2 separate regions of the Homo sapiens genome follow, and region 2 is linked to region 1. The links are chromatin contacts, found by Hi-C in ENCODE. All regions are on one chromosome and are shown on one strand. Each heading gives the region's core, a stretch centred on a gene start or an enhancer-like site at or near the end of the contact. The rest is flanking DNA. Distances are from core to core; before and after follow the strand shown. Region 1 holds the start of SH3BP4 (SH3 domain binding protein 4). Region 2 holds the start of GBX2-AS1 (GBX2 and ASB18 antisense RNA 1).

Region 1 (4,707 bases), core at 799-3,298:
CTGTAATGCTTTGTTTATTCATGTTCTATTCTGCGTTTCCATGGCACTTTGTTCTTTGTGGTTTTTAGGGTATCTTTCTCCCTCTCTGCTCAGTGAACTGAGCTGCCTGGACAGGCCTTGAGTTTTCTTATTCGATTGTTTTTTGTGTGTGTATGTTTTGCCTTAGCTCCCTCACTAGTATAGTCAAGGAGCTTTTCATGCTTTGAGCCATTTGTGGCATTTCAGGAATTACCTTCATAGCTTTTGTCCATTTTCTACTGGCTTGTCTTTTTCAATGTTTTTATAGGCATTTTTTAAAAAACACAGTGTGGATGTCATTTGGGATAGCAGTACTAATAGTAGCTAAAACTTACTGAAAGCTACTGTGTGCCAGGCAGTCTGCTGAGCACTTTACATGCTGCCTTTCATTTTTACACTCATTTAGGAAACTGAGTCACAGAGAGGCGAGATAACTTGCCAGAGATTCAAGCACACTCCAGACACATCCCTACACCAATCAGACCTCCTAGCCACCCAGAAACTCTCCTCTGCTCGGAGGCTTCTCTGCTTCCTCCACCTGCCCCTTCGCCTCACTGCCTCCTTTCAAAATCTGCGGCATGTATTTTAGGGATACTCGTATCCATTTTCAGGAATTCCATGATCTACACACAGATGACACCAAAATCGGAACAGCAATGTCCACCCTTCTCCCGAGCCCTAGGTCGGTGCCTCTGTCCACCTGTGTCTCCTGAAACTTCAACACAGACTTCAAATGGAGTGGCAGAAAACCAGATTCCTTAGGGAAAGGAAGGTCTCCCAGACGGCAGGAGCGGCAGGCCTTAGGGGCAGCCGCAGGGGCTCGGGAGTCTGAACATACCCGGTTTGAATTCAGACTCTGGCACGCCCCATGCGATCATAACATAGTGCTGCACGTCTCAAGCCACCTATAAAAACGGGGACAATAACAATATCTGCCTCGGGGTTAATGGTGAGGACTGACTGTGTGTGTCTCGCTCAGGACCAGGAGCAACAAATGTTGGCTTCTTCCCCGGCAAAGACCCGCGCTTTCTCCTGGGCTCCGGGTTCCCGGGGTGGGGGTGGGCGCAGTCCCGAGGGCCCCAGGCAGTGGCGCAGTGGTTAGACCCCAGCCTCTGGAGTCGGCCTCGGTTCAGATTCTGGTTCTACCCTTCTCCTCTGTGGCGAACCAACCCTCCGAGCTCTAGTTTACTCGTGTGAAATGGACTAGCCAAAATTGGGATTTTTTTTTTTTTTTAGGATTAGATGTGTCGGTCCATAGACGTTGCTGGCCACATAGTTAAGTGGTGCGTTCACTCACTGGGCATTGATGGAGCGCCTACTACGTGCCAGGCCTGTTTTACGCGCCGGGGGCCCAGAGGCGCCCAGGTCAGACAAAGTGTAAACGATTCCGACCAGAGCCCTTCAATCTGCATTCCGCTTCGCAGGAAACTCTCCTCCTTTTATGATTTTCAGCCGGACTGCCTTCCCTGTTGTTAGTTTGTAACTTTCGCTCCGGCCCCCGCAGCCTCGCGCCTGCCTTCCCTCCACTGTCCTCAGCCAAGGTGTAGTAAAGCGTCTCCGAACGCGGCGCGACCCTCGCCCACGCCCGCTCGCGGGGGGACCGCACCGCCCCAGGGGTCCTCGCTAGGGGTTCCCGGAGAAGGGGTGGGAGATGGGGGTGCGGGGGGGCACAGGAGCGCGGGCCAGCACCCAGACCTGCTCGGTACCGGGGACCCAGACCCGAGGATGCCGGGCGGCCAAGGCCCCGCTACCCTGGCCGGCTCCGGGCGGAGGAAGAAGAGGAGGCGCCCAGACTGGATACCCGCCTGGACCCGGAGCCGCGGCACCACCCCCAGCCCGCCCCACGCTCGCCAGCCTCAGACGGCCGCGCCCCGCCCCGCCCCTCTCCCGAAGCCCCGCCCCGGCGCGGGACCACCCCCTCCGCGGCCTCAGCTCCGGTCCTGGCCCCGCCCCCCGCGCCCCCGCCCCCGCCCCCGCCCCCGCCCCCGCCCAGGCGCGGGACCACCCTCCGCCCGCCGAGGCGGGGGCCCAGCGCGCCCGGCACTCTCGGCGGTCCGGGCCCCTCGCCACTACCGCCGCCGCCGCCGCCGTGAGTCCCGCGGAGCCGCGCGCGCCCCCGGCTGGGCCGAGCCGCTGGCCGACGAGCGGAGCCTCAGGAGCCGGCGGGGACGCCATGCGAGCCAGGTAGGCAGGCGGCGGCGGGGAGCGCCTCGGGCGGCAGGGCCCTGGGGGCCGGCGGGGGCGCGGGGTCGTGCTCGGGGGCTTTGCACTCCCTTGCGGGCGCAGATCGTGCCGCGGGCGCCGATCGTGCCACCGCCGCCTGAGTTCGGGGCTGCGCGGGTGCCTGGGCGTGGGGCGGCTTCGGGGAAGCCTCGCGCGCCCCTCGCCGCTCCCCCGGGCGCTCGGGTCTCCCTGGTGCTGGTGGGCAGGGACCCGGCCCGGGGTTCCGGGCGCCGAGCCGCAGCCCTCCGCGTGCGCTCGGGCCGCCCCCCAACCCCGGCTCTGGCCACTTCCCGGCGGGCGGCCCTGCGGGGTGGCCTCCCTGGGCAACCGGACGCGTCCTCGGGCGCAAATCGGGGGGCGCGCTCGGCTCACGGGGGCCGTGGGGGCCACGGGAGGGCGTGGAGGGGTCGGGGCGCCCCCCTCGAGCGGCGCTGGGGAGGAGGGAAGGACGCGCGGTCTCCGGTTAAACTTGTTGGTGACAATGCATATTTCAACTTCTTCGGAGATCCCTCCTGTGAGGATGAAATTGAAAACTCCGGTTTCTGGCTTGGCGATCGGGTGACCGAGCAGCCGCGAGGTGACAGCGCCGGCGGCCCGCGGGCGGGGACCGGCTGGGATAGAGGCGCGTTGTTCTCTGAGCGATGTTTACCGAGAAGCCCGCTCCGCGGCACGGGCGGGTGTCAGTTGGGACCCCAACCCTGGGTCCCGCGGCTCCTAGCCCGGGGCCTGCGGTGTAGACGGGGGTTGGGGACAGGCCCAGCTGGCCCTGACCGGGTGTCGGGCGCCCAGAGATGCCGCGCGGGAGGAGCCGCGGGAGAGCCGCCGGACTCAGCGAGCAGAGGGTCGTGGAGCCTGATGGATCGATGAGATCTGAAAAAGAACACTGTGCGAGATTGTATTCCTGCTTATTCTTTCCAAGTTAGTAGGCAGATTGGAACTATAGAATTTATCCGTGATAATAATAAAGTTCGCATAACTTTTGTTCTGATTACAGAAACAATGTATGCTCAGGACAGAAAGCTAGAGATAAAGAGAAATATAAACAGCAAACAGGAAACCATCCCCAATCCCACATTTTTTACCAGCCTTGTCACAGCCTGGCAGATTTGAACATTAAGTTAGAACTGGAGCCATTCTTGCCTAAACCAGAGAATCCCTGAATGCAGCCGCCCCTTCTCACCCTTGTGACCGTCTCTGAGCTCCAAAGTTTGGGTTTTTTCCTTGCTCCCTACCCGGGCAGAATCTCTGCTGGCCACGAGTCCCCTTCCCAGTGGGCTGGGGGCTTTCCTTGAGATCCGTGGCCCAGATGAAATGATGGGAGAGGCCTGGATCCTCACCGCCCTCTGTGGTTTTGGTTCCTTGCCTTGTAAAAATGAAGGTAATGATTCTCAATCTGCTTCTCAAGCCACCATAAAAATTAATGGGTGGTTTGCAGAGCGTTTTGACATCCGTGGATGGACAGCGGCTGTACTTTAAGGCGCTGGGGAACATTCTACTGTTCCTCATTGCAGTGGTCATGCAGTGTAATAGGCTGCCTCTCACCTGGCCGTCCTGCCCAGGAAACAGACTCCAGGAATGTCCAGTGGAGCCCTGAGGACAATATTCCTGGTTCCTTGCTCAGTGCCCTCGGGACTCGGCCAAATCCCTCAGAGTGGGAAGCTTGGGAAGAGGCAGCGCTCTCCAATCCCCCTCCTCCACCTCTGCTTTCTGCTTGTAGGCGGATTTCTTAAAGTAAGGGGGCAGTGATATTTAGGCGGGACCCCAGATTGCCCACTGCCTGATGTTTGTGGGTCTGTGGAATGCCCGGGCCGTGCTTATCCAAAAGAACAGTTAGTTCTGGGAGGACGCATAAACTGAACAAACCTGGCTTCCTAGAGATTTGTATGGCTCACTTGTTTACTAAATGAACAATGACCGGCTGCGGAGAAGCCCAGGACACTTCTGTGAGCTTTATTATTATTTTTTTCCTGTTGTCCCAAGACTACATTTTAGTGATCTTATAAAACAATAAATAAGAACCCATGCCATTTGTTAATTCTGGGTACCAAAGGCCCAGGTGGGGAGAGGTACTTCACAGCATGCCTTTTGTCCCCAAGCACCCATGCCACCCCCACAACAACAAAGTAATCAGGGTAGAAGATCCTCTTTCTGTAACCGTCTGTCGTTTGATAGTTTCATTTTTTAAATTGTCCTTTCCACCAGCACGTGGATCTGATCAGGGTCTGTCTAGTTGCAGATCACAGCTCAAGAGGGGGTTTTGGAAAGACCCAGAAAGTGGGCTGAAAAAAATGCTGATAAAGTATCCTTCACCGGGTGCCTTGTCTGTTCATGTATTGTGCTCTTACTTTTCTCTGTGGAGGGAGGACCTTCCTGGCTTTTCTCCCTTGCTCTTGTTTGCTAATCCGGCAGCCTGGAATTATTTCCCTCTGGGCTGCTTGAATAGACTTTCTTCTTATTCTAATGCTG
Region 2 (4,707 bases), core at 1,071-3,570, 1.2 Mb after region 1:
GGAGACCTGTTTCAGGGGACGTTTCTCCAGTACTGGTCCCAGACCAGTTGCCCGGCCACACCCTGGCAGTGCCCGGGACGGTCAAATTCTGGACACACTTATGAGGCCCAGGGATTGGTCTTTTTCCCCCCCTCTCTCCTTTTTATTATTCACAAGACTGAAATTGTTTAAATGTCATAACTTATAAGAAAATAAGCTACATTGAAATAAATTAACACAACGGAGACGTGCTTCACATGGCTCAGATAGGATAGGCAACCCCAGGGGAAACCAAAGCCAGGCAAAAGCAAAGCAAAGCAAAGCGAATTTCCAGGCTGCCTAACAATGTCTGCTTTTCAGTCAACTCAAAAAGCCAGAACGCAAACCAAAATCAGTTTAAACCCCAGTGCTTGTTCTTGGGTTTCACGTTTACCTTTGGAAAAGTATGGAAAGGTGGCTGCTAACCGCGCAGATTACAGCAGAGGTTTTGTTTTCTTCTGGAATGAGTGGAGAAATTACTGGGTAATTAAGTCCTATAACTTTCAAAATACTGCAGCTGAGATCCAGTCTATAGAGATATTTATGTACAAAGTAGGATAGTATAATAAATATTTAGCGTGTCTTCTGGTGTGGCTGTAAGCCCCTTCAAAAGCAGTCTTTTAAGCCCATTTAGTGAATATATTCTCAATTTGCTTGGGATGGCCACAGCTGGGCTGTGACTTTGTTGCTTCAAACACAGTGGAGTCCACCATGGGTTCCCTCGGGTGCGGGGGCTTCTCCAGGTGGGTGCCAGGCCCTGGCCCTTCTGGACCCTCAGGGCCGGGCCTGTTCTAGCTGCTGATGCTGACTTCTGATAGCGAACCTGCTGACGTGGACAGGGATGGGGACGACGATCTTAGGGTTCCGGGAGGGCTCCCCTGTCTTGGAATTGGCATTGCCTGCCTTCACCCGTTTCCACTTGGCCCGTCGGTTCTGGAACCAGATTTTCACCTGCACCTCGCTGAGTTTGAGGGCGTGGGCGATCTGCGAGCGCTCGGTCAAGGAGAGGTACTTTTTGCAGTGGAACTCCTTCTCTAGCTCCAGCAGCTGCTCGCTGGTGAAGGCAGTCCGCCGCCGCCGGTTCTTGCCCGTAGACGTGGTGCTGCCCGCGGCGCCGCTGCTCGGCGGGGTCTCCTCCAGCGCGTGGCCCGGGTCTTCCTCCTTGTGAGCTGCCTGGCCAGTCAGATTGTCATCCGAGCTGTAGTCCACATCGCTCTCCAGCGAGAAGCTCTCCTCCTTGCCCTTCGGGTCGTCTTCCACCTTTGACTCGTCTTTCCCTTGCCCTCGGACAGCCCCGACTGAAAGCAAAACCAAACGGCATTTTATTACATTTCGCACACTGGCCTTCCTTTCTCCTTCCCACCGTCATTTGGACATTCCGCGCCCCCCGCCCCCCACCCTTTAGCGGATTGTCTTTCTATGACATTAACACATTGTGATTTCCTGGCCTTTGAGGGGTAGAGGAGGGGTGGGGGGAGCGTGAGAAAGCTCAAAGGAGAGGAGGCAGTACAGGCGACGGCCCTTTGCCCAGAACCATCACTCAAAGGGCCGCCATGCCTCCCCCGCACCCTCCCAGCCTCGGCAGCGTCAGGAGAAGTAGCAGGAGGCGCGAGGCCCAAGAGATTGCCCGCTTTGTCCCTGGGGTGGGGACTGGTTGAGGACTGATGGGGGGATTCACGATTCATCCTCCCCCCACCGCCACCATGAAAATGTAGTGAACCTCAATTGCTTCCTAACCGGAGTGGAGGCGTAGGGACGTGCAGATCCCAGACCATCTTTTTTGAGACAGACAACGTTGGTCAAAGGGATGTTTTGTGGCCTTATAAGTTCCCACCAGACACCCCCAACACAAACACACAGGCACAGCCTCCCAGCAGTCCGTTTCTCCCAGACAAGTAGCAAGACCAGCGAAGGGGTTTAAAAAGTCTGGGCGCCCCTGGGCACACGCACGGCTGAGACGCGCAGCCCAACCCGTCTCCCCTAGAGGCTGCAACCTACCCGGAACCCCAGGTCACCGCGGAGCGGCAGAGGCGGCCTCGGCCAAACGCATCGTCAGATAGATATGTGGCCCAGGGCAGCAGCTGGTCGCCGGGCGCTAAACGCCCCCCCTCCCGAGACCCCGCTTGTTGGGTGGCTCTGAATGTCCCCCGGAGGCCCAGCGGCACAGCCGGGCCTCATCCTCCAGCTCCTCCCGCGGGGGTCGAGCGGGGGCGCGGCCTCGCCCCCTTGGTCTCCCGCGGGAACCCGGCGCTGGCCCGCCCCCGCCTCCTCCCGCCCCCTCGTCCCGGCTGCGCGCGCCGCCGACTCACCGAGCGAAGCCTGCACCGTCTCGGCCGCGGAGAAGGCGAGCAGCGAGCCCTCTTTGGCCAGGAAGCCTTTGCCGTCCTCCGCGTCAGCCTGCAGCGCCTCCGCCTTGTCGAAGTTACCGCCGCCGGGCAGCGGCTGCGGCGCGAACTTGCGGGCCGCTGCCGCCTCCTGGTGCTGGGGCGACGCGGAGAAGCCGCCGGGGAGCGTGGCCATGAGCGTAGAGGTGAGCGCCATGCCCTGCGCCAGGCTGGAGCAGAAGCCTGTGGGCAGGCTGGGGATCTGGTGGTGAGGGTGTGCGGGCGGCAGCGCTGGCTGCAGCGCGGCCTGGGGCAGCGCGGGCGGCGGCGGCGGCGGCGGCGGCAGCACTACCGGCCGGTAGGGCATGAACATGGGGTAGCCGGTGTAGACGAAATGGCCGGGGCTGGGCTGCGGCGGGCTGCCGATCAGCGAGTCTATGCTGAAGGCGGTGCTACTCCCCAGCGGGCGCTGCATCATCATCAGCGACGGCGGGAACGCTGCGCTCATAGACGCGCTCGGTAGAGGCCAGCGAGAGGCGAAAAGTCCCCGCGCCGCGCCGCCGCCGGGAAGCCCGCCGGACGCCGGGAGCACCGCCGGGAGCGCCGGGCAGGGGCCGAGCGGGACCCGGAGAGCAGACGCCTCCGCCCCTCAGTCCTGGGCCCGCTGCATGCCGGGCGGGTGCAGGGGGTGTGCGGGGTGAGGCCGTGCGCCCCGGAGTGGAGAGGGCGCCCGGGCCCCGAGGGCTCGCCGGAGCCCCCGTCCGCCGCTTGCCCGTCGGAGCCCGCGCGCTTCGCGGGTTTGGCCCTCGGCCCCGGTAAGCTGCCGTCCGTCCGTCCGTCCCGCCGTCCGTCGCCTCCCGCGGGCCGCTGGGGAGCGCGCGAAGCCGGCGTACTTATCTCCGGCGGGCGCAGCCAGCACCTTTAAATCGCGCTCCTCTTTCTCATTCACATTTTGCCTGCCGCCTGGCCCGGCTCGCCTCACGTGGGGCTGGGCGCCTCTGGCCATTGGCTGAGCGGGGCGGGGGTGGGGCGAAAGCGGGGCCCCGCCCTTTCCACCCAAGCTGGCCTCGAGCGGGCTGCGGGCGCCACCGTCGGAGCGCGCGGGCCGGGGAGCCGGAGCCTGCATGCCTAGCCCGTGCCGCGCAAACTTGAGACGGGCGGATGGCACCTCCAAGGCTCGGACCTTGGGGCCCTGCAGCCTTGTCGAGGCCACCTCGAAGGGTAGCCTCCGGGGCCCGCACCCCCACGGCTGGGCCGGGGGCGCTTTATTTCTTTTACTGTATTTGCCATGGAACCAACCTGCCTGCGGCTCACTCCAGCGCTGGGTGCTCCGGCTGCGCCTGGGGTCCGGGCGAGGGTCCTGGAGTTGGGGGCAGGGTCCTGCCCCTCCGGAGCCACCCCCGGGGCGAAGGCTGGGAGCTGGCAGCGCCTGCCCGCCGCCAGAAACCCGCCGGGTTGCTCGCTGTAGGTCCGCGCACCGGGTGGGGCGGGGAGGCTGCTGCTTCCCCCATCCCGGGCTGGGCCCTCCCGTGAGCGATCCCGTCTCTCATTTTTCATGACATTCTTAATCATCGCACCTATTTACACACTTTGCCAGCGCGCACCAAAATAACAACCACGATAATTATGATAATAAAGAGAGTCCTTTATCTGCTCCATCCTCGGGGAGGAAGGGGGGAGTTGCTGTGCCTCCAGATTGTATAACGTGAGATTATCCTGATGAAAGCTTTATGATGTTTGCTCAAATAAAAGCTGCGTTTTGTAAATAGGCGCTAATTAAGCACGTTGCGAACGCAAGGAGTGCTCACCCTGGCGCCGCCGCCCGGTTTCCAGCGCGAGGACTCGAGGGCGCGCGGTTCCTCTTTGCTAACTGCAGGATGGAGCCGATCCCCTCAGGATGTTTCCCCTGTTCTCGACAACGGTAAAGACCCCCAAATTTGAAAGTAAGGGAATTTTGGGGTGGAGGGAAACTAGGGACGTACTTATCCCCTCTTCCATTTTCAAACAAAAAACTTTCAGCTCTTGTCTTCCCTTTAAAAATGGAATCACTTCTTGACAACGGCAGACCGTGCAGAGCGCACCAGCGCGAGCGGGGCTTCCTCGAGTCTCCAAGGCCCGGGCTTCAACTTCCCGGGTCTAGACGTCAGCCCTGAACCGCCAACAGCACCGGGTTGGGGAGAAGGAAAGAAGGGCATTGTTAGTTCGGTCATTAAAAATCAGCTCACGCCGAGGAGCTAGTGGTTGGGGAGTTGGCCCGTGTTGGACGTGTGTTATGTATCACTTACAAGCACATTTAATTGGGAGATAAAGATAAATCGATCTTTATGAATTTATCGACCCGATTCTTTGAAGCTCTTTTTTCGCG

Evidence for each region. A loop is a pair of places that touch in the nucleus more often than their neighbours do. Pooled maps may share reads with other maps.
Region 2: a map with no recorded cell type shows a loop between it and region 1 (7-fold over the local background). The contact joins the promoter of GBX2-AS1 here to the promoter of SH3BP4 in region 1. A Hi-C loop is called at or near these places in 3 of 37 single-sample maps with no recorded cell type and 7 of 50 pooled maps.

What each region holds. Positions count from the first base shown.
Region 1 is chr2:234,949,969-234,954,675 of GRCh38, forward strand. SH3BP4 (SH3 domain binding protein 4) reads left to right here and starts at 2,049. Exons shown (of 6, transcript NM_014521.3): 1 at 2,049-2,202. It overlaps LOC105373938 (a long non-coding RNA gene), which reads left to right. Exons shown (of 7, transcript XR_007088132.1): 6 at 630-1,383; 7 at 1,471-1,831. RefSeq lists an enhancer at 2,502-3,151.
Region 2 is chr2:236,165,122-236,169,828 of GRCh38, forward strand. It overlaps GBX2-AS1 (GBX2 and ASB18 antisense RNA 1), which reads left to right and starts at 2,321. Exons shown (of 2, transcript NR_186035.1): 1 at 2,321-2,548. It overlaps GBX2 (gastrulation brain homeobox 2), which reads right to left and starts at 3,265. Exons shown (of 2, transcript NM_001485.4): 1 at 2,328-3,265; 2 at 115-1,316. The coding sequence starts at 2,850. The coding sequence ends at 793. LOC124906126 (a long non-coding RNA gene) reads left to right here and starts at 3,905. Exons shown (of 2, transcript XR_007088136.1): 1 at 3,905-4,263; 2 at 4,408-4,675. RefSeq lists an enhancer at 1,444-2,396.